Regions from separate parts of the Mus musculus genome. Here region 1 is linked to region 2. A link is a loop called in an ENCODE intact Hi-C map of the cell type or tissue named here. Cell type or tissue: heart. All regions are shown on one strand. Each heading gives the region's core, and the rest is flanking DNA. Links, peaks and the distances in the headings are about the cores only.

Region 1 (10,852 bases), core at 2,506-6,505, 130 kb after region 2:
AATCTTTTAAAAAAGAACTAAAGCCGGGCGTGGTTTTATTAACCCTATCATTTTAGCACTTAAGGAAGTTGAAGAAGATAATCTTAAGACCCTATCTTAAAGTTAATGCAAAGCAAAGTAATACCAACAGGCTTGCAAAGATAATACTGTATTAAAAGTAATATGATAGGACCTGGAATGAGCACCTCCTCCAGAGGACCTGGGTTCAATTCCTACACCCACAAGGCAACTCATATCTGTCTGTAACTCCAGTCCCAAGGCCCTCTCAGGCATCTATGAACACTAGGCATCCACATGGTATACATACAGATAAAACACCTATACACATACAATTTTTAAAAAATAAATTTAAAAGCTATTAAAAAAACAACAACAATCCCAAAACCTAAAGTAGTATGGGATGGATAGAGTGGCACAAAACTTTAATCCCAGCACTTGGGAGGCAGAGGCAGGCAAAACTCTATGATTAAGGCTAGCCAGGACTACACAGTAGACCCTGTCTCAAAAATAAAAACAAAGAAGGGGGAGGGGGCCAGCAAGATTGCTCAGAGGTTTAAGCCACCACTCTTGCAAGGGTCCCCAGGTTGAGTTCCTATCACCCATAAGGTAGTTTCACAACCATCTGTAACTCCAGTTCCAGAGGATCGGCGGCACATACACACATGCAGGCAGACTACTGCACTCATTCACAATCCCAGCATTGAGGAGGCAGATACCAAGAGATCCCTAAAGCTCACAGCCCATATACAGCCTAGGCCATTTGCCAAGTTCCTAGCTAATGACAGACCTTGTCTCAAAAAGTAAAATTAAATAAAAACCTGAAGAATGATACCTAAAATTGTCCTCTGGGTTCCATTTGTACACACACACACACACACACACACTCTGAATCTTCTCATTTGTTTTATCATATAAAATGTTTGAAAGTCATCACTCATACTAGAAGACACAAAGGAATGAGGATGTGGGATCTATATAATATGTACAAAAACCCTCTGTTCCTTCAAGAGCACTACAAAGACGACATAGAGAATGACAAAAGCAGGAGGAGAAAAAAAAAAAAAAAGCAACCACAGCAACCTGAACAAACTGAAAATCAACAGCTCAAGTCAAAGAACAAACTGCTGGAGGTGCAGAGAAGGGGGATCACAAATCACAGAGCAGACTCTCATGATGCTCTCTGTAGGAACTCAGACCAATGTACAATGTGCCAGTGTATAGTGATGGATGCATGGCTGGAAGCATAAGTAAGCACAAATCCAAGCAATTAAGAATTCCCTGGAAGTTACCAAATTTTCTGAACCTGGTCCTCAAAATGACATATAAGAGAAGAAACTCCAAGCCGGGCATGGTGGCACACACCTTTAATCCCAGCACTCAGGAGGCAGAGGCAGGCCGATTTCTGAGTTCGAGGCCAGCCTGGTCTACAAAGTGAGTTCCAGGACAGCCAGGACTATACAGAGAAACCCTGTCTCGAAAAACCAAAAAAAAGGAAAAAAGAAAAGAGAGAAGGAACTCCAGCAGGGGAAGAGAAAGGTGAGCTACTGAAATAAATCCACAGTATTCTGCCCTAAACAAGGCCCACTCGAGAGAAATATTTTATTACAGTCTGCCCTTGGATAAGGTCGTAAGTAGAAAAGTTAAAAACTTGAAATTATGATAATCCAATAAGAGAATGCCACTTACATAGCTACTTTTCTTTTTGTTTTAGGATTTATTTTATGGGCTGGAGAGATGGCTCAGTGGTTAAGAGAACTGAGTGCTCTGCCAGAGGTTCTGAGTTCTATTCCCAACAACCACATGGTGGCTCACATTTATCTGTAATGGGATCCGATGCCCTCTTCAGGTGTGTCTGAAGACAGAGACAGTGTACTCATATACACAAAATAATTCTTAAAAAAAAAAAAAAAAAGATTTACTTTATGTGTGTAAGTGTTCTGCTGACATGGATGTATATGCACCATGTGCATACCTAATGCCCAAAGAGGTCAGAAGAGGGCATTGGCTCCCCAGCAACCAGTTACTAATGTTTGTGAGCAACCATGTGGATGCTAGGGGCTACACAGGTCTTCAACAAGAGCAACAAACTCTTAAACCGCTCGCTTCGCTGTCCCTCCAGTCCCATAGCTATTTTTCTTAAACTGGCTCTATGTCCACTAATTTACAATATCCCCGCAGTTGTGTGAATAGTAATGATCCCCATATGCTCATGTATTTGGTCATTAGGAAGTGGTGATACTTGACAGGGATTAGAGGGTGTAGCCTTGTTGGAATAGGAGAGGCCTTGTTGGAGATAGTGTCACTGGGGGTGAGCTTTGAGGTTTCAAATGCACAAGCCAGGCCCAGTGTCACTCTCTTCCTGCTGCCCGCCAATTCTGATATACAACAACTCTTAGCTACCTCCCCAGAGTCTGCCTGCATGCCTCCATGATGATAATGAACTAAACCTCTGAACTGTAAGCCAGCCCCAATTAAATGCTTTCCTTTATAATAGTTGCTGTGGTCTTAGTGCCTCTTCACAGCAATAAAACACTGACCAAGACAATCCTTAAAGATAAACAGTTAACTTAAAAAAAGAAAGAGGCAAGTATAGAACAATCAGCACAGGATTCCATTTTTGCTTTTGGCACTACTGGGGATTTCCTTTATAAGAGAAACCAAGAGCTTCCTCCTCACCCCTTCAAATGAGGACAAATCTATAGGCCAAAAGGGCCCTTAACAGAGCCTGACTGTTCTGCCATCTGTTCTCAGATTTCTAAGAAATAAATTGAGTTTCTCAGTATAGTTTAATTATGACAGTACAAACTGACCAAGAGTAACAAAAGGAGCCGGGCAGTGGTGGCGCATGCCTTTAATTCCAGCACTTGGGAGGCAGAGGCAGGTGGATTTCTGAGTTTGAGGCCAGCCTTGTCTACAGAGTGAGTTCCAAGACAGCCAGGGCTATACAGAGAAACCCTGTCTTGAAACCTCCCCCCATGGGCTGGTGAGATGGCTCAGTGGGTAAGAGCACCCGACTGCTCTTCCGAAGGTCCCCAGTTCAAATCCCAGCAACCACATGGTGGCTCACAACCATCCGAGATCTGACTCACTCTTCTGGAATGTCTGAAGACAGCTACAGTGTACTTACATATAAATAAATAAAATCTTTAAAAAAAAAAAAAAAAAAAAAAAAAACAACCCCCCCCCAAAAGGAATAACAAAAGGGAAGGGAACCATTTGTTAGCACTAGAGAACTATCCTGGTTGATTGAAGGTACAGTCTACTGTGTGATTGGGCAAACTGAGCTGACTCCCCCAGAACCATTGTGTGAGAGAGAGTCCTTTAACTTGGGATCCTGCCTCTGCAACCCAGTAAACAAGATCTGATCTATATACCAACATACCTCATGCAATTCTCATTATGCCAGAATTCTACCTCAATAAATTTGAGTTACAATTGAGAAAATCATCAGGACTAATAAGAGTGATACTGGCATCAGGAACAATCTAGTAAAGCCGTTCTCAACCTGTGGGTCCATCGGTTTGAGTTAGGGTCACTTTGACAGGAGTCGCATAGCAGATATCCTGTATACCAAGATATTTACATAACAATTCATAACAGTAGAAAATTACAATTATGAAATAGTTTTATGGTTGGAGTCACCATAAAATGAGTAATTGTATTAAGTTACAGCCTTAGGAAGATTAAGAACTGCTGCTTTAATAGATGAAAAACTGTATATTCCCTACTTTTATTATCTTTTTGTGCATACGTTTTTTTAAATTGATTTTGTGTACATGAAATGGATGGATGGATTTGCTTACATGGATGCATGTGCACCGTGTACATGCCTTGGGCCTACAGAGATCCGAAGAAGGCATCAGATCCTTGAAACTGGAGTTATGGATAGCTGTAAGCTACCACACCACAGAGGTGCTAAGGAATCAAACCCAGGTCCTCTCTCTGCAAGAGTAACAAATGCTCCTAACCACTGAATCATCCCCCAAGCATAATATTTGTACATGTTTAAAATTCCCACGAAAAGCAAAAAGAACTGTGTTCTTAACAAATGTTGGGGGCTGGTGAGATGGCTCAGCAGGTAAGAGCACTGGCTGCTCTTCCAGAGGTCCTGAGTTCAAATCCCAGCAACCACATGGTGGCTCACAACCACCCGTAATGAGATCTGATGCCCTCTTCTGGTGTATCTGAAGACAGCTACAGTGTACTTATGTATAATAATAAATAAATCTTTGGACCAGAACCGAGTGGGTCTACCAGAGCGAGCGGGGTTGACCAGAGTGGGCAGAGGTCCAAAATTCAATTCCCAACAACCAGATGAAGGTTCACACCCATCTGTACAGCTACAGTGTGTACTCATATACATAAAATAAATAAATAAATCTTAAAAAAAAAACAAATGTTAATAAAATACAAGCCTCCATTCTTATGATAATCTTTCTTAATCTCTGTCAACAAAAATTATACCTTTCCCCAAATTATGTCAATGTTCTTAGACTCCCATTTGGCTTGAATTAAGTTTACTTTCTTCAGCTCTGCAAACCCAACAGCTGGCTCCATCCCACATGAACACTTTGATCACTTCTAACAGCCTCATTTCTCTCAGATTTCAGGGACATTTCTTATTAATACTCTCTTACAAAATACTCTTGACAACACTGATGTTTTCTTTTTCATAGTATTCACTGATAGCCCCCAAGCTAGTTAAACTCATTTTCCAATTAACTAAAAAAACCACACCACCTTTTTCCTCTTGCCCGAAGCCACCAAGCCATCATTACTAGAGAAAACACAACCATTGTTAATTGGTCTGTAAAGTGCAGACCACAAATCCCAACAGAACCGTAACGTTGTCCTATGTGTCTCTGTTTCTATTAAAGACCAATCCTCCCACCCTGTTATGAATATCACCCTACCTACTCCTGTTCATTTTCAAGGACTTTGCAACTTCCCTAAGCAATCTTGTTAAAAATAAGAAATTCTGATTATTCTCTAGCATAATCAGATTCTCCTACCCAACAACATACAATTCCCTCTATCATCTGCCAGAATTCTTTTCAAAGGTCCCTTGAGCCTGACTTCCCCAGCCTCTCTTCTCTATTCTCCTGCTAAGCAAAACTCCTCATGCCACTTTCACAGTTGATCTTTCAGTTACCTGCTCCAATCAATCAGACTCCTATTTTCACCACTCCCATAAAAACTCTGGCAAGGACGGACACCAATGGCCACTATGTTGAAAAGTCAGTGATCATTTTTCTTTCCGCAGCTAAAAGGCCAATTTTCTTCCTAACATTCTTTTCTTGGCTTTAGTGATTCCATGCACTTCAAGCACAGCATTTGGAAAGTGGAAGGAGAAATTCAAAGTCACCCTCAGTTACACAGTGAAGTCAAGGCTGGCCTTGTCCCAAACACAAGTGGATGGAAGATAAAAGAAGTAGCTGGGGGGGGGGGGGGTTCAGATAGGTTCTACTACTGTCTATAGAAAGCAAACCTGCAATTTTTATATTTACAAAAACTGATTTTAAGAAATGTAATTAAGCTGGGCAAGGTGAGCTGATGCTTTTAATCTCAGCACTGGATGGAAGAGGCAGGGAGATCTGTTTACAGCCTGGTATACATAACAAGTTCCAGAACAGCCAAGGATATATATGAGACCCTGTCTCAAAAGAAAGATTAAGGAGAAGAGAAAAAGGAAAACAGAAGAGTAATCTTTCTGTCTTTAGTTGTTATGATTACCAGCTTTCTATATGTATACAGCTGATCTTCCTAAGCTTATTCAAATTCACCCTCAAAGTATACGGTTTATTCCCGAAGAACTCTCTCCCTGAGGGTAAATTAAATTACTCAACCTTACAGCTTCCCTTATGCTATACACACACACACTTAAAACTAGCTGTTCAGTTTCTCACTGCCTTGGCAGGTTAAAATTTTCTCAGTAAAGCAGTGACTATGTCTATTTAATTAACCACCTAAGCACCTGAATAAATGAAAAAATATGAAGTTAAACAAACAAAAGAACCGCACAGGGACACAGATGATGTCATATATACTATTTAGGAGCCCCTTGAGATCTTCAAAGGTAAAAACAACAAAAGAAAGTCAAAATAATTCCCTTTTGACTACCTTGCTTCCTAGTTCTTGATGTGAGTGTTCAGTTTTCTAAATAGAGAACCTGAGTTAGTAGCCTATAGATGTGCAACTTGATCTGGAGACCATCTTCAACAATGTATCTTTTCCTAGACTCAGAAGCAGAGCAAAAGGTATTATATTTCCACCATGGTTTGGATAAGCTCCCCAAAATTCTTAAATTTATTCAGGAAAACAAGTGCCTCCTACTTACCCACAATGTGCTTAGCAATGGAGAATGAACTACCAAGAAATTGGGTCTCCACCCTCAAGGATATATCTCCAGTTTGGGGTTTTTTGGGGGTGAGGGTGGAGGGGTGTTTGTTTTGTTTTCAAGGCAGGGTTTCTCTTGTGTAACCCTGGTTGTCCTGGAACTCTCTGTGTAGACCAGAGATCTACTCAGTGACTGCCTGCTTCTGCCTGAGTACTATCTTGCTTCACACCTGGCACATCCCCAGTTCTTAAGAAGGCACACAAAGGACAATGCAGCAACTCACAAAGTAAACCTCATAGGACAAAAAGTATGATCAAATCCAGAGACATTAAGGGAAACAGGCCTGACAGCTGGACACAGTGGCACACACGCTTAATCCAACACTCCAGTTCAAGACCTGTCCTAGACAGTGAGCTCCAGGCCCGCCAGCTACACAGTATCCTCCATGGGGAGGAGGTCTGTCAGTCTGACATACATAACTACCTAGGTCTGTAGACATAACTGAATATGAAATAACATGCCAGGCACTTGGTTTGCATGGAAGCAGAGATGTCTTAGGGAGCACTTAGGTTAATTTAGAAACCAGACATGGCATAAACCTGCATTGGAGAGGCTAAGGTTAATTTTAAGCACTTTCCCAAATAAAGGAATAAATAAAAGTTTATTTATAAGACAACTATTTATAAAAACACTTAAACTACATCCAAAAACTTAACAAGAAATCAATATATATCAACCACGTATATAATCAAAATTCTTGCCCATGCATATCAGTAATAAACTGGAAATAACTAAATGTCTGACAGATGTAGAAACTGCTCTACTCTTTTTAGTCCTCGGGACTCAAGAGATGGCTCAGTGGTTAACAGCACTGATCATTTTTGCAAAGGACCTGGGTCCTATTCTCAGCACCCACATGGTGGTTCACAACCATCCTTAACTCCAGTTCCAGAGGACCTGATATATTCTTCTGGCTTGCTCAGGCATACACATGCATGCACACATACACATATTCCTTAAAAGATCTACTTTAGTGGTAGTGGGCCTCTTTAATCTCAGCCCTCAGGAGGCAGAGGCAGGCAGATATGAGTTTGAGGCCAGCCTGCTCTACATAATGAAGTCCAGGACAGTCAGGTCTACACAGAAAAACTGTCTCAAAATGCCAAAAAACAAAAACAAAAAAATCTACTTTACAAAAACAAAAAACAAACAAACAAACAAAAAAAAAACAACCCCAGTACAGTAGGGTTAGGATGTAGCTCAGTTGGTAGAACACTTGCCTAGAATGACATAATCCTACAAGTTCAATATCTGTACCCCATAAACAGAATGTGGTATTGTATGACTGTATTCTGCACAACTCTGTACAACAGTATAACACTCCAAAGACAAAAAGTTCAAGGTCACCTTCATTTACATTTCAAGTGAGAATATAGCCTAGAATACAAAAGACTCTGCCTCAGCCATAAAGGAATGAGGGCACAAAAGCAAACTGTACCTATCAAAGATTTAAAGTGATAACACTTTAAAATAGTAGGCCATTATATTCCAGGAGCCCTGAAAGATGCTTAAGAAAAAAGGATTCCAAGAATTTTCAAGGAGTTTTCTAGAAGTCTATCAAAAACAAACAGGCATAAGTACAATTAATAATATAATATTTATAATTATATTGATATTATAATAATTATAATGTAATGAAGTATGACAACACCAGAGAACATGAAAAACTAAGGGTGCAAGGAAAACTGGCATTTTGTCCATGCATGGTGACACACAGGACCTATAAGCATAGTACTTCAAACATAGAGGCTAGATGTTCCAAGATTCAATAGCAGCCTTAGCTATACATTAAGATCCAAGTCAGCGGTGAGATGGCTCAGTGGGTAAGAGCACCCGACTGCTCTTCCAAAGGTCCGGAGTTCAAATCCCAGCAACCACATGGTGGCTCACAACCACCTGTAACAAGATCTGACGCCCTCTTCTGGAGTGTCTGAGGACAGCTACAGTGTACTTACATATAATAAATAAATAAATAAATAAATAAATCTTAAAAAAAAAAAAAAAAAAAAAAAAGATCCAGGTCAGCATAGTCTAAATGAGACCCTATCTTTTAAAAAAAGGGAGGGTGGAGTGGGAAGAGGCAATGTTTTAAGGATAAGTAAGTTTCATTTCTTTCTTTTTTTGAAACAGAACTTCATTTCCCTGTCCTGGTAGATCTTAATCTAGTTCTGACCATTTCTTCTTGCTTATCCCAACTTCTTGGGTGCTGAAATAATATGCATGTGTTCTCAAACTTGGCTTAAAGAGGTAAAAAAGGAAAGGACTGGAAGGATGTGGTGGCACACGCCTTTAATACCAGTTCTCAGGAGGCGGAGGCAGAGGCAAGGGGATCTATGACTTTGAAGCCAACCTGTTCTACATAGAATAGGCCAGCCAGAGATAGTCTCCACAAAAACAAACAAAAGGAAAGGTCTGGGGGCAGTAAGTAAAGCAATGACTAGCAAACTGAAGGAACACAATTCTATTAATCCACCTAGTGGGAGCAGAGAGCCAACTCCTGCAAGTTGTCCTTTGATCATCATCAACCCTCCCCCCTACCAGACCAAATTCATTTTTTTAGATGTTTGTTGATGTGTATATGTATATGTATTGTATATGTGTGTATACTGTAGCTGTTTTCAGACACACCAGAAGATCCCATTACAGATGGTTATGAGCCACCATGTGGTTGCTGGGAATTAACTCAGGACCTCTGAAAAAGCAGTCAGTGCTCTTAACTGGTCATCTCTCTAGGCCCGACTAAATAGTTTTAAATAAGGGAAAGGGCTATTGAGATAGCTCAGTAGATAAGCCATATGGTGAAAGTAGAGAACTGACTCACACAAGTTGTTCCCCAATCACAATCTGCCATGGCATACAAACACACTAACCAAGAATGGACCTAAGGGCTTGGTCCAGTTCCTACATCTCAACTAAACAGCAAAAAGTTCAGTAGTACACAACCTTTGAAATACAAAGTCTTACATTTATACAGGAATAAAAGTATAAACCTGGGGCTGGTGAGATGGCTCAGTGGGTAAGAGCACTGACTGTTCTTCCAGAGGTCCTGAGTACAAATCCCAGCAACCACAGGGTGGCTCACAACCATCCGTAATGAGATCTGATGCCCTCTTCTGGAGTGTCTGAGGACAGCTACAGTGTACTTACATATAATAAATAAATAAATCTTAAAAAAAAAAAAGTATAAACCTGAGCCTTGACAATAAATAACACAGGAAAGGTAAGCTAGAACATATAAAGGTTATGACTATGAAATAGCAGAGAAATTAAAGGAAAATGTCAGTATATTTTTATACTTCATGTATGTGTTTTTGAGACAAAGACCCAGCTGGCCTAGAACTTGCTATGTAGACCAGGCTAGACTTGAACTAACAGAAATCCACATGGCTGTCTCTCAAAAGCAGGGGTTAAAGGCATTCCTCACCACACCTGGTCTCTTTTTCTATTTTTACTCATATACAGGTGTGTGTCCAAGTAGCCCACGTGAGTGTAGCCAGAAGAGGACAGTGGATACCCTAGAGCTGGAGTTACAGGTTAGGAGCAACCCAAAATGCTGCAGAAGCTGTACCTATTCTTATCAGCAAAACCATACATAACACCAGCACTGTTTTTAACTGTTTGTGTAATGTCCATGCAACCAGCAGTCGATTTCCACATATTTACTTATTTATTTTCTGGAGAAGGGATGCACATATGCCATGGCACAAGCATGTAGGGGTCAGAGAACAATTTGCAGCAGTCAGTTCTCTCCCTACTATGTGGACCCTGGGGATTAGTGGGCGTGATTGGTAGTAAGTGCCTTTATCTACTGAGTATTCCTGTCAGCCCCACTCCACCTTATTTTTTGAGCAGTCGATTTCCACATATTTACTTATTTATTTTCTGGAGAAGGGATGCACATATGCCATGGCACAAGCATGTAGGGGTCAGAGAACAATTTGCAGCAGTCAGTTCTCTCCCTACTATGTGGACCCTGGGGATTAGTGGGCGTGATTGGTAGTAAGTGCCTTTATCTACTGAGTATTCCTGTCAGCCCCACTCCACCTTATTTTTTGAGCCAGGATCTCTCGGTGAACCCAGTGCTTGAAATTTCAATAGCTAATCAGCAAGCCCTAGGTATTCTGCCTGCCCCAGTGCTGGGGTCGGTCACAGCGGCATACCACTGTACCTGGCTTTTACATGAGCACTCAGGATCATAACTCAACTCCCCACACTTGAGCAGCCAGCACTGAACCCACTGAGCCATCTCCTCAGCCCGGGATCTATGATGCAAAGATGGGATATAGCTAAGTGAAATAAAGTTAGTTACAAAAGCGCCAGGAACATACAGTAAGAGTAGTCAAATTCATGAAAACAGAAAACAGTGACTGTCAGGGATGGGTTAAGAGATAGTAGAATACTATTGAGTACAGATTTTTTTTTTCCAGTTTTACAGACTAAAAAAGTTCTGGAGAA
Region 2 (10,852 bases), core at 3,054-7,053:
ACCTTTGTTCTCTGGTTGTTTCCAAGATTTTCTTCTTTGTATTTAGTTTGTTTGGGATACTCAGTTATTATTTCTATAGTTTATCTTTGATTATTATTATTTGTGTGCATGCATGCGTGCGTATATGCTCACAGTTTCTCTATGTAGACCTGACTGTCCTGGCATTTGCTGTGTAGACCAGGCTGGCTTTGAACTCAATTCTGCCTCTATCTCTGAAGTGCTGGGATCAAAGGCATGTGCCACCACACCTAGCCTATCTTTTGTTATTTTTGAGAAACATTCAACAGTTAACTCTTCAAATGTTTATTTCTTATCCCCCCCCCCCCCCCCTTAACTAATTAATGTTGTCTGACAGTTTGGGATCAATTCCACTTCTCTGTCCAAATTACCCTTGTTTATGTTTGTTGTTTTAATTCATTGTTCACTAAAGTTTTTTGTGTGTATGCATTTCTGTGCACATGACACCGGGATGGTATGCACACAGGAGTGGAGGCCAGAGTATGTATCTTCTTCTGATCTCCACTTTATTTCTTGGGTCTCTCACTGGATTTGGGGTTTACCTTTTTGGTTTGACTGGCCGGATGCTAAGCCCTTGAGATGCTTGTCTCTCCCAGTTTCCCCTTTGCTTTCTGGGATTGATTATAGGTATGAGTCACCACATCCCCAGCTTGTACAAAGGCACTGGGATCTGAATGTAGGTCCTCATGCTGTACAGTAAGCACTTTGTCGACTGGCAGAGCCATTTTTCTAGGTCCTGTCTCTCTTCTCGACCCCTATTTATTTATTTATTTATTTAAAAGTAATAGTCTCTGGAAAGCGCTGGCCTCTTAGTCAGATCCCATAGTCTTTGCATCCTGCGTGTTGAGGTAAAAGGCATGTACCACTATACCTGGCATCACCTAGGAGCTTTTTTTGTTTGTTTCTTTACAATTTTACATATTTAATCTGTATAGGTGTTTTGTCTGCATGTATCTGTACTTGATGTATGTGCCTGGTGCCTGCAGAGGGTATGTCCTGGAACAACTTATAGGTAGTTGTGTGCTCCTGTGTCTTTGTAGGGGGCCAATCCCAGATTTTATGGAAGAACAAGTGCTCTTTAACACTGAGTTGTCTTCCAGCCCCTAAGAGCTTTTAGTTCCGTGCATTATACATTGGGTGTTGAGTTTCTGTTTACAGGTTGTTTCTCAGTGTAATAGTATCTGATCAAGTGCATTATTTTTTTTTATTTTATAAGTATATTAAAATTAAAAACAAGGGCTGGAGAGATGGCTCTGCAGTTAAGAGCACTGACCATTCTTCCAGAGGTCATGAGTTCAATTCCCAGTAACCATATGGTGGCTCACAACCATCTGTAATAGGATCCGATGCCCTTTTCTGGTGTGTCTGAAGACAGCAACAGTGTACCCACATACATTAAATAAATAAATAAATCTTTTTTAAAAAAATTAAAAACAAAATACGTCACTTGACTCTATACCACTTAGGATTTGAGAAACACGTCTAGACCATCTAATTTCCAGGTTAGGTTTCCTCTTGCTCTTCTTTTGTAGCTAACTGGTTTTCTTTTTTTTTTTTTTTTAAAGATTTGTTTATTTATTTATTTATTATATGTAAGTACACTGTAGCTGTCCTCAGACACTCCAGAAGAGGGAGTCAGATCTCGTTACGGATGGTTGTGAGCCACCATGTGGTTGCTGGGATTTGAACTCCTGACCTTCGGAAGAGCAGTCGGGTGCTCTTACCCACTGAGCCATCTCACCAGCCCCTAACTGGTTTTCTTACAGTACTTGGGATCATTTAACTGAACCCTCACTGTGAAATCCTCCTCAACTGCTTCATCTGCCTGAAGAGAGAGCTCAAAGTAGTTGGCTGACAGTCTCATTTACAAAGTGTAGAACTAAAGCTGTATTCTAAGGTTATTGGATACATTCTTCTCATGAAAACCCAAACCATAAATTAGCTGACCAAATGTTAAGGTGGAAGCAAAAAAATTGACTATGGTCTTAAGTATAATAGTGAAAGGGGCCCTCTGATTTTTACCTTCAGTTTTTAGACCTTTGTTCAGTGATAGAAATAGCAGTTTGTCACTAGTCTAGAGCATATTTTACAGTTTAAAAATAGAACCTTACTGAGGTTTGACGGGTGAGGACACATACCTGACTAACCACGAGCCATTCCACTGGTCTGTCTCCCCCATGGTCACTGTGGGATGGCTGCAGAGATCATGGGCACTATGACCTGCAGCTCCTCACCAATTAAATTCTAATATTTGGACAAACTTTTTTGTTTGTTTGTTTTTCGAGACAGGGTTTCTCTGTGTAGCCCTGGCTGTCCTAGAACTCACTCTGTAGACCAGGCAGGCCTCGAACTCAAATCCACCTGCCTCTGCCTCCTGAGCGCTGGGATTAAAGGCGTGCGCCACCATGCCTGGCTCCGTTATTCATTTTTAAAAGAAGAATTTACTTTATGTATATGAATATGTCATAACTGTATTCAGACACACCAGAAAATGGCATTGGATCCTATTTAAATGATTGTGAGCCACCATGTGGTTGCTGGGAATTGAACTCAGGACCTCTGGAAGAGCAGTCAGTGCTCTTAACCGCTGAGCTATCTCTCCAGCCCCTGGTTATTATTCTTGAAACTGTTCACATTTAGATTTTGAGAATGTTTTGAGATAGGATCTCTTATATCTTATAACACAGGTTAATTTTGCACATTCTGTACACTCGAGGATGATCTTAAAGTCATGATCTTCCTACCTGTACCTACCAAGGATTGGGATTACAAGCTTGCACCATTGTACTTGCTTTTTCTCACGTAAAATTCTGTTTATTGATTGATTGTTTTTATATATATGTACATGTGGACACACATTGTCTCTACTTTTACCTTGTGGGTTTTAGGAATTGAGTTCGTATCTGTGTTTGCTTATCTTGCAGATCCCCTTAGTTTTTTGTTTGTTTGTTTTTGTTTTCTGAGACACTGTCTCTCTCTATGGCACTGGCTGTCCTGGAACTCTTGTCTGCTGACTAGGTGCACCACAAACTCACTGCCTCTGGGCTTAAAGGCCTGTGCCTCTCCCAGCTCTTTTCATCTGTTTAAAACCTAGTTATTGTGGTATGTATTTTGCACATAATGTTAAGAAGTGTTAACTGATATTTTTCTTTTTTTGCTTTATTTCTTTGAGAAAGTGCTTCTTGTAACACTATCAGATCTCAGCCTTCCCATATAATTGAGAATGACCTTGAACTCAGGATCCTGCTGTTGGAAGTGTTGGATTACATATAAATGCTATGCTTAGCAGTGCAGGGTTTTCAGAGTCTAATGTGTACAAGGGTAAGTTGCTAGTTCTCTTGTCCTCTGCTGCCGGTTATTGTAAGACACACCCCACTCAATAGGTGTTAAAATGTAGCCTTAGAATGGATGAAGTATGGGGATTTTTGTCTGTTAGTAGAATTGACACTTTTTCTATCACGTCTAGACATCACAATTTTGTTTCTGTCTTTATTTTCCAATCACAGAAAGAATAGCATATTTAATTTAGGTCATCTGTTCATTAAAAGACAGAACTGAATTGACACCTGGTATCTTAGTAAGCCCAAAATATAATTATCCTTATAGTGTCCTACTATTACTGTAAGTAAGAGGTTAATTTTGGAGATTGGAGTAGAATGAGTATCTGTCTGTATTGCACAGTGCCCTGGTTGGCTTGACGTATGTGACTGTAGAAACTCTCCAGGCTGAAGACCCATGACCTTCAGGTTGGTACTCTAGGATAACACTAAAGCAGGGTTGAAATGGCTGTTTAGTTCCACATTGTTAGGGAGGAAGTAAGGCAAGAGTGACAACACAATTTGATTTAGAGTTCATGTTCAAGGTAAATAGATTCACTAAGGACAAAAAAAGAGAAGAGTTCATAGGTTTTGAAAGGAAATTGTGCAGTTAAGGATGCTGGAGGTGAAACAGTTGTGAAATGAGTTGTGAAACCTAGGTGCTTCTAAGGTTTTATAAAGATGAACACTGGTGAGACAAGTTAGAGCTGCTGCCAATAGTTAAGCTAAGACTGCAAGTATGATTTGACCTTTCTGGAGCATATTGAGGGCACATGGTCATTTTGTGGAGAGTTATGAAAGCCAAAATAATTGGGTCCTTGATCTCTAATTAATTGCAAGTCTGAATTCTTAGTTGGGAATTCTGGATTTAGAAATTTATTGAGGATTTGTATCTATTCCTGGATTAATATTTATCAGCAATAGAAGATATAGATTAAAAATCTCTTTCCTTGAGTTCTCTTCCTTTTTTTAAAAAAAAATTATTTTATTTTTATTTTTTACACTCCATATTCCATCCCCCCCAATCTACCATCTGACCGCTCCACATCTCACACCTTCTCCCTGCCCCACACAAGTTCTCTTCTCTTATAGAGAAGAATTCTAGTCAGTTTCTCTGTCACACTGTTTGTATAGAGCAGAGATTCAACTCTGCATTCCAAGTGCTGGGATTACCATCACATCCTGTAACTTTAATTTTTTCAAACCCTATTTTTAATGATGGTTCTTAAATGTTTTAACCTCACTTCTAACCCACTACCCAACAGAGGTAGTGGAAAAGAAAGGACATGGGAGAAATGGACCTGTTTAGAAAGGTTCTGTGGAGCAACTCCCATCTGTGTTGTCAGGAAATGAGCAGTTGAGTTCACAGGTCAGCAGTGGTAGCTTGATTCACTTGCAAACACTTCACAGATACACCAGCAGTCCAGTTTGGTAGAGTTGGGATAGCAAACTCAGTAGCAGTGGCATGCCTTAGCATGAACAGCCAGACCTCAGCTGAATTGGCATGAGTTAGCAGGAGGGACTAGGGCCAACAGAAGTTCTCGCGTGTGTGTCTCTTTCTCAGTAAAGTGCTGCAGCTAGCTCTACAAGCAACCCAAACTGTTCTCACAGTCCGTCAAGTACTATTTATACTCCCTCCAAACGTCACAAGCCCTGTACTGGTCTTGCCTTGCCACATGTCTTGTGTATGTGAGTCTGTCTTAGCTGACATCACCCTTCCAAATCGGCCTTAGTCCTCAGAAGTGGCAAGAAACCGGCAGCGCACCACCAGTAAGTTTTGATGCTATGGAATCCCAACAAATGCAGCTCAACTATGCAATGTAATGTGGACCAACATATGCCTGTCTTAGCAAACAACTGACCTTTTCTTTTACCTGTCCTTTCACTTGCTTGCTTTAGCAGAATATCCTTTCACCTGTGTCTGCTTCAGCTAAACACTCCTTCATATGTTTGCCACAGCAAAACATCATCCAACACAACTGATCCTCCAAAGAACCCTTAAGTTTCCACTTAAACAGCCTATGACAGTGTCTCTTAGATCCTGGGTTAGCCTGAAGCTTCCCATGTAGCCAAGGCTAGTCTTGAACTCCTGATCTTGCCTCTACCTTTTGAGCCCTGGAATTAGAAAAGTATGCCACCACAGCTAGCTTCCTTTTAGTTTTGATTTGCCTTTTTTTTTTTTTTTTTTGGTTTTTCGAGACAGGGTTTCTCTGTGTAGCCATGGCTGTCCTGGAACTCATTCTGTAGACCAGGCTGGCCTCGAACTCAGAAATCCGCCTGCCTCTGCCTCCTGAGTGCTGGCATTAAAGGCGTGCGCCACCACGCCCGGCTTTGATTTGTCTTTTTTGTGTAAATCTTTAGATGTGTTGATTAGCAACTTGTACATCTTTCTTGTTCTAAAAAGATTAAAATCTTTTAAAAAATCACATTTGCTTATTTGTGTGGTACGGAGTGTAAGGGCATTTGTGGTCAAGCCTAGGGACCTGAGTGAGAGTCCCAGGACTCACTCGATAGGAGAGGATAAACTTCAAGTTGTCCTGACTTCCACATGTGTGAGATCTAACATGTACACTCCTCAGCACCACACAAATAATACACACACCAAAATAACAAATATATATATATATATATATATATATATATATATATATATATATATATATATTTCAAATACCTTAATAGAAACACGATTTTTAAAAAAAAATTGTCCATGCTCATGTTGTTTTTTTTTTCTTCTATTAACTGATAGTCTGGTTTCTTTTTTTAATTAATTAGTTTAGTTTCTCTGTTTTCTTTTGTTGCTTGCTTTATTGGTATTATATCTAAGAATCCATTACTTTAATCAAGATCACAAAGACTTATGACTTTGTTTTTTTCTAATGTTTTTATGGATTTTTTATTTTATTTTTTTTGAGACAGGGTTTCTCTGTGTAGCCCTGGCTGTCCTGGGAAATCCTCCTGCCTCTGCCTCCCAAGTGCTGGGGTTAAAGGCGTGTACCACCACTGCCCTGCCATTTTTACAGTTTTAGTTCCTCTTTTTTTAAAGATTTGTTTTATATATGTGAGTTTGCCTATGTGTATGTATGTGTATCGTGTATGTGTCTGGAGCCTAAGGAGGTCAGAGTAGAACCGGAACTACAGGTGCCTGTGCCCACCATATGGCTGATGAGAATCAAACCTGAGTCCTCCAAGAGCAAGTGCTGGTCGTAACTGCTGAACCATCTTTCTAGGCCCAGTTTAAATTCTTAAATCCTTAATCCATTTTTCTGTATTTCAAGATAAGGGTCTAATTTGATTTGTTTGCATGTGGACATTCAATTCTCTTTATAACTCCCCCTTCCCCACTAGACAGGGTTTCTCTGTGTAACAGCCCTGGCTGTCGTGGAATTCACTTTGTAGACCAGGCTTGCCTCAGACTCAGAGATCTGCTTGCCAATCTGCCTCCCCAGCTCCTTACACCATCTTAAAGATCATTATTTTTCCTTCTCTTATGCCATTTATTAAAAAGCCCTTTTTCCTCCATTGTTTTATCCTGTTGTTGAAAATTAGTTTCTGGGGCTGGAGAGATGGCTCAGCAGTTAAGAGCACTGACTGCTCTTCCAGAGGTCCTGAGTTCAAATCCCAGCAACCACATGGTGGCTCACAACCATCTTTGATGGAATAATCTGATGCCTTCTTCTGGTGTGTCTGAAGACAGCTACAGTATACGCATATATTTCAAATAAATAAATACACCTTTAAAAAAAGAATTCGTTTCTATTGAAGAGAATTAATTCATTTCCATTGATTTCTATGTTTTTGCATCATACCACACTGTCTTAATTATTGTTGCTTTGTAATATTTTTTTTCTTTTTTCAAGACAGGGTTTCTCTGTATAGCCCCCTGGCTATCCTGGAACTCACTCTGTAGACCAGGCTGGCCTCAAATTCAGAAATCCCACCTGCCTCTGCCTCCCAAGTGCTGGGATTAAAGGCATGTGCTACCACGCCCGGTGTATAATGTTTTTTAAAGATATATTGATTTTATGTATATGAGTCTTAACCGCTGAGCCATCTCTCCAGCCCTGTAATCAGTTGAGTCCTTGTACTTTCCCTTTTTCCAGGATTCTTTTGTCTTTCCTGAGTCCACCCCTCCCAGTGTGTGGCCAGTGTGTCAGCTTCTGCAGACTATGGCTTGGGTCCATTGGGAGAGTACTAAGGTCTTTGGTTGGTTGGTCTTGGCTTGGTTTGTTTGAGATGGGTTCTCACTGTATTGCCCTGCTGGTCCAGAACCCAAGAACCAGGCTGACCTTTAACTCATTGCACAAGAGATTCTCTTTATAGAGATCTTCCTGCCTCTGCCCCTGGTACACTGGAGTTAAAGGCATGTATAGCTAAGCCCAGCAAAAAGATCTTTCTTCTTTAGTGTATACTTTTGGCACCATTGTCAAAAGTCAAGAATTAGGTCCCTGTCAGTGGACTGTGTGTGTTTGGCTCCTCTGTTCTGTTCCATTGGTTATCATATCTATTTTGTGTCAGTGGACTGATTTTTGTTTGTTTGTGGTTTTTGAAGTATAATTTAAAATCAAGGGTACATCCACAATTTTTCTTTTTAGACTTGCTTTGGCTGTTCAGGGTCTTTTATGGTTTCATATGAATTTTAGGATTTTTTTTTCTATTTCTAGTTCTGAAAACTCAGTCCCTGGAGGGTGGCATTGCATTGAAAGTGTCGGTCAGCTTGAATAACAGGGCTGTCTCACAGCATTAGCTCTGCTGGTCCCTAAGCGTGAGAGGCAGCCTTTCAGTCCTACAGTGGTTCTCACAGCTGCTTCTTCAGAGCTTTATAGTTTTTACTGTTGAACTCTTTCACTTTTTTCATTAGGTTTACTTGTAGTATTTTTTAATATTTTGCATTTATTAAGGTGTGTGTTCATGGATAGTAAGGACAACTTGTAGGAGTCTTTCTCTCCCCTTTCCACATTGATCCCAGAGATCAAACTCATGTTCCCAGCTTGGCAGCACAGGCGTTTACCTACTAATCCATCTTAATGGCTCCTATTTTTAGAATTTTTTCTTTCTCTTTTTCTTTTAAATATATTTTAAAAATTTTATGTGCTTGAATGTTTTGTCTACTATGTATATGCACCACATGTGTGCTTGATGTCCCCTGAGGTCAGACAAGGGATTTACACTCCCTGGGATTGGATGCTTGTGAACTCCCACTCGGGTGTTGGGGTCCAAATCTATAAGAGCAACAGGTGCTCATCAGCACTGTGCTGTCTCTGCAGCCTCCCTCCCTCCCCCTTTTCCTGAACAGGGTTTTATAGTGCAAACTGGCCTTTTTAAACTGTTTTTCTAGGAGTGACCGGAACTGCTAGTCCTTCTTTCTTTACCTCCTAAGTGCTGGGATTAAAGGTGTGCACCACCACTGCACCCAGCTTTTTTCTTTTTTTTAAATTAATGCTGCTACTTTGCTAAAAGTAGTTAGCACAATTTTTTTTCTAGATTGCTTTTGGTACTCTGATAAGCACCATTGACCAAAAGCAACTTGGGGAAGAAAGGAGTTATTTGTCTCACATATCCTGATCACAATTCATCACTGAGGAAAAGTCGGAGTACAAACTCAAGCCCAAGTGGAGACTGAAAAATCACAGAGGAATGCTGCTTACTGGTTTGCTTCCCTTGGTTGGCCCAGCTGCCTAGAAATGGGCACGGGGCTACATTAATAAACACCTGAGAAAATATCCCATAGGCTAATCTAGTGAAGCAAATGCTTCAATTGAATTTCTCTCTTCCCAAGTGACTCTAGTTAGTGCCAACTTGACTAAAGGAAGAAAAAAAAAATCCGTACAATGCCTATGCACTTTTTGGTTGTAGTCTTTTTTTTTTTTTGATTTTCGAGACAGGGTTTCTCTGTGTAGCCCTGGCTGTCCTGGAACTCACTTTGTAGATCAGGCTGGCCTCGAATTCAGAAATCCGCCTGCCTCCCGAGTGCTGGGATTAAAGGTGTGTGCCACCATTGCCCGGCTGGTTATAGTCTTTAAGGACTTTATTAACTTTAGAAATTTCTTTGCCACTTCTTGTTCCAACAAGCTATAGGCATATATGCTGGTCAGGTTCTCATGAGGTCTTCTAGCTTGTTCATGGGTAGGGGTGGGGATACATGGGGTGGGACAGCAGATATCCAAGTTGAAGGATGTCCTCTGAGCACATATGAGCGTTGGAAGCAGACAGCATTGAGCTTTACACAGGAGCGGATCTGAGGGAACCACTCAGTCTACTGGTCTGGTGCTTTCAGACCTTGTGCAGCTGTAAGCCATCCTATAAGGGAGGAAGCTACAGAAATGCAGTAATCCAGATTCACCAGGTTTGGGTTTAGGGTCTCAGTCCTGCCTTGCAGCAAACTGTACTTGGTAGTGAGGTAGTGCCAGATGCTGGGCAGTATTTTGGACATGGCTCAGAGCACAGGTGATTGTTCTTTCATTCCGAGGGCTGTATCACCAATAATCTAAGCTCCATAGCCTGAGCTCTGCTGTTTCAACTTCTCAGTAGGCCCACAGCCAACCCTTTCTCTTGCCATAGCTGCTTCTGTGGTTTTTCTTCATCTGTACACTGTGGCCTCATGTCCTTAGACTCCCTGACTTGTTTCTAGATTTCTAGAAGATTTCTAGAATAGCTCAGTCCTCAAAAACAAACTAAAGCAAAAACAGAAGGTCCCTTCTGTGATGGTGCTGAGCTGGCACATTCTGAGCTATAGGGGCAGCAGTAAGTTGATCTTGTCCAGTGCTAGTCTGTCATTACAGGAGGGATCGCTGTCACAAATACTTCTCTGCACTGGATTTAAGGCTTCTGAGAGGTGTTGTTCTCTCTGGTAGTTAAGACTGTTAGTTTGTTGTCACAGAGCTGCAAGTCTTAGCTTTTGGTTTTGTCTTCAGCCTCTCACCCTGGGTTGATAGACAGAATCGGAGGAGTAATTTACAGACTGCCTTCTGCATTTCTTAGGTTGCCTTTCTGGTTCCCATGCCTTTTAGCTGTCTTGTCACTTCCATGTTGATTCCAATCTATTCCTCAGAACTTTCTTCTCTCTCACAGAATCCCATAAAGGAACATCTTCACCCTCATACTTATACTGAGTATGGATATTTTTGTTTTCATCAATAAGTTTTAGATTTTGTGAAATACTTTTTCTGCATCTTTGCATGATTTTGTTTTATATTTTAATAATATGTATTCTGTTGCTTGATTGATGTTCAGCTATTAAACCAACCTTGCATTCCTGATATAAATCCTACTTAGTCATAGTAAGTAATTTTATATATACTTCCATTCTGGTTTACTTTCTATTGCTGTGGTAAACTCCATGACCAAAACTAGCTTGGGGAGAACAGCTTTATTTGACTTACATGTCCATCATTGAGGGAAGCCAAGGGAGTAAGCATTAGCTCAAGTAGGGGAGGAGCCTGAAGCAGAAACCATAGAACAGTGCTGCTTGCTGTCTTGGCACTTCATGGTTCACTTAGGATCTCAGTATGTAGTTC

Evidence for each region. Peaks named below come from ENCODE experiments on the same cell type or tissue, not always from the same donor. Only the 100,000 strongest peaks of a DNase experiment are listed, where the experiment ranks them.
Region 1: a loop joins it to region 2, with 1.8 times the contacts of the local background. A loop is called at or near these places in 1 of 42 quality-filtered maps.

The regions. Positions count from the first base shown.
Region 1 is chr5:65,545,585-65,556,436 of GRCm38, reverse strand. All of the region lies in intron 1 of Ube2k (ubiquitin-conjugating enzyme E2K), which reads right to left. Gm40309 (a long non-coding RNA gene) reads right to left here. Exons shown (of 2, transcript XR_868455.3): 1 at 10,442-10,852; 2 at 1-10,233. Among named protein-coding and RNA genes, the nearest start is that of Gm40309, 9.4 kb to the right of the region's middle. In heart, for the core only: a CTCF peak has its summit at 4,139 (motif pointing left); no DNase peak of the experiment used is centred there.
Region 2 is chr5:65,673,061-65,683,912 of GRCm38, reverse strand. All of the region lies in intron 2 of Pds5a (PDS5 cohesin associated factor A), which reads left to right. Among named protein-coding and RNA genes, the nearest start is that of Pds5a, 20 kb to the left of the region's middle. In heart, for the core only: no CTCF peak of the experiment used is centred there; a DNase peak (open chromatin) is centred at 4,922.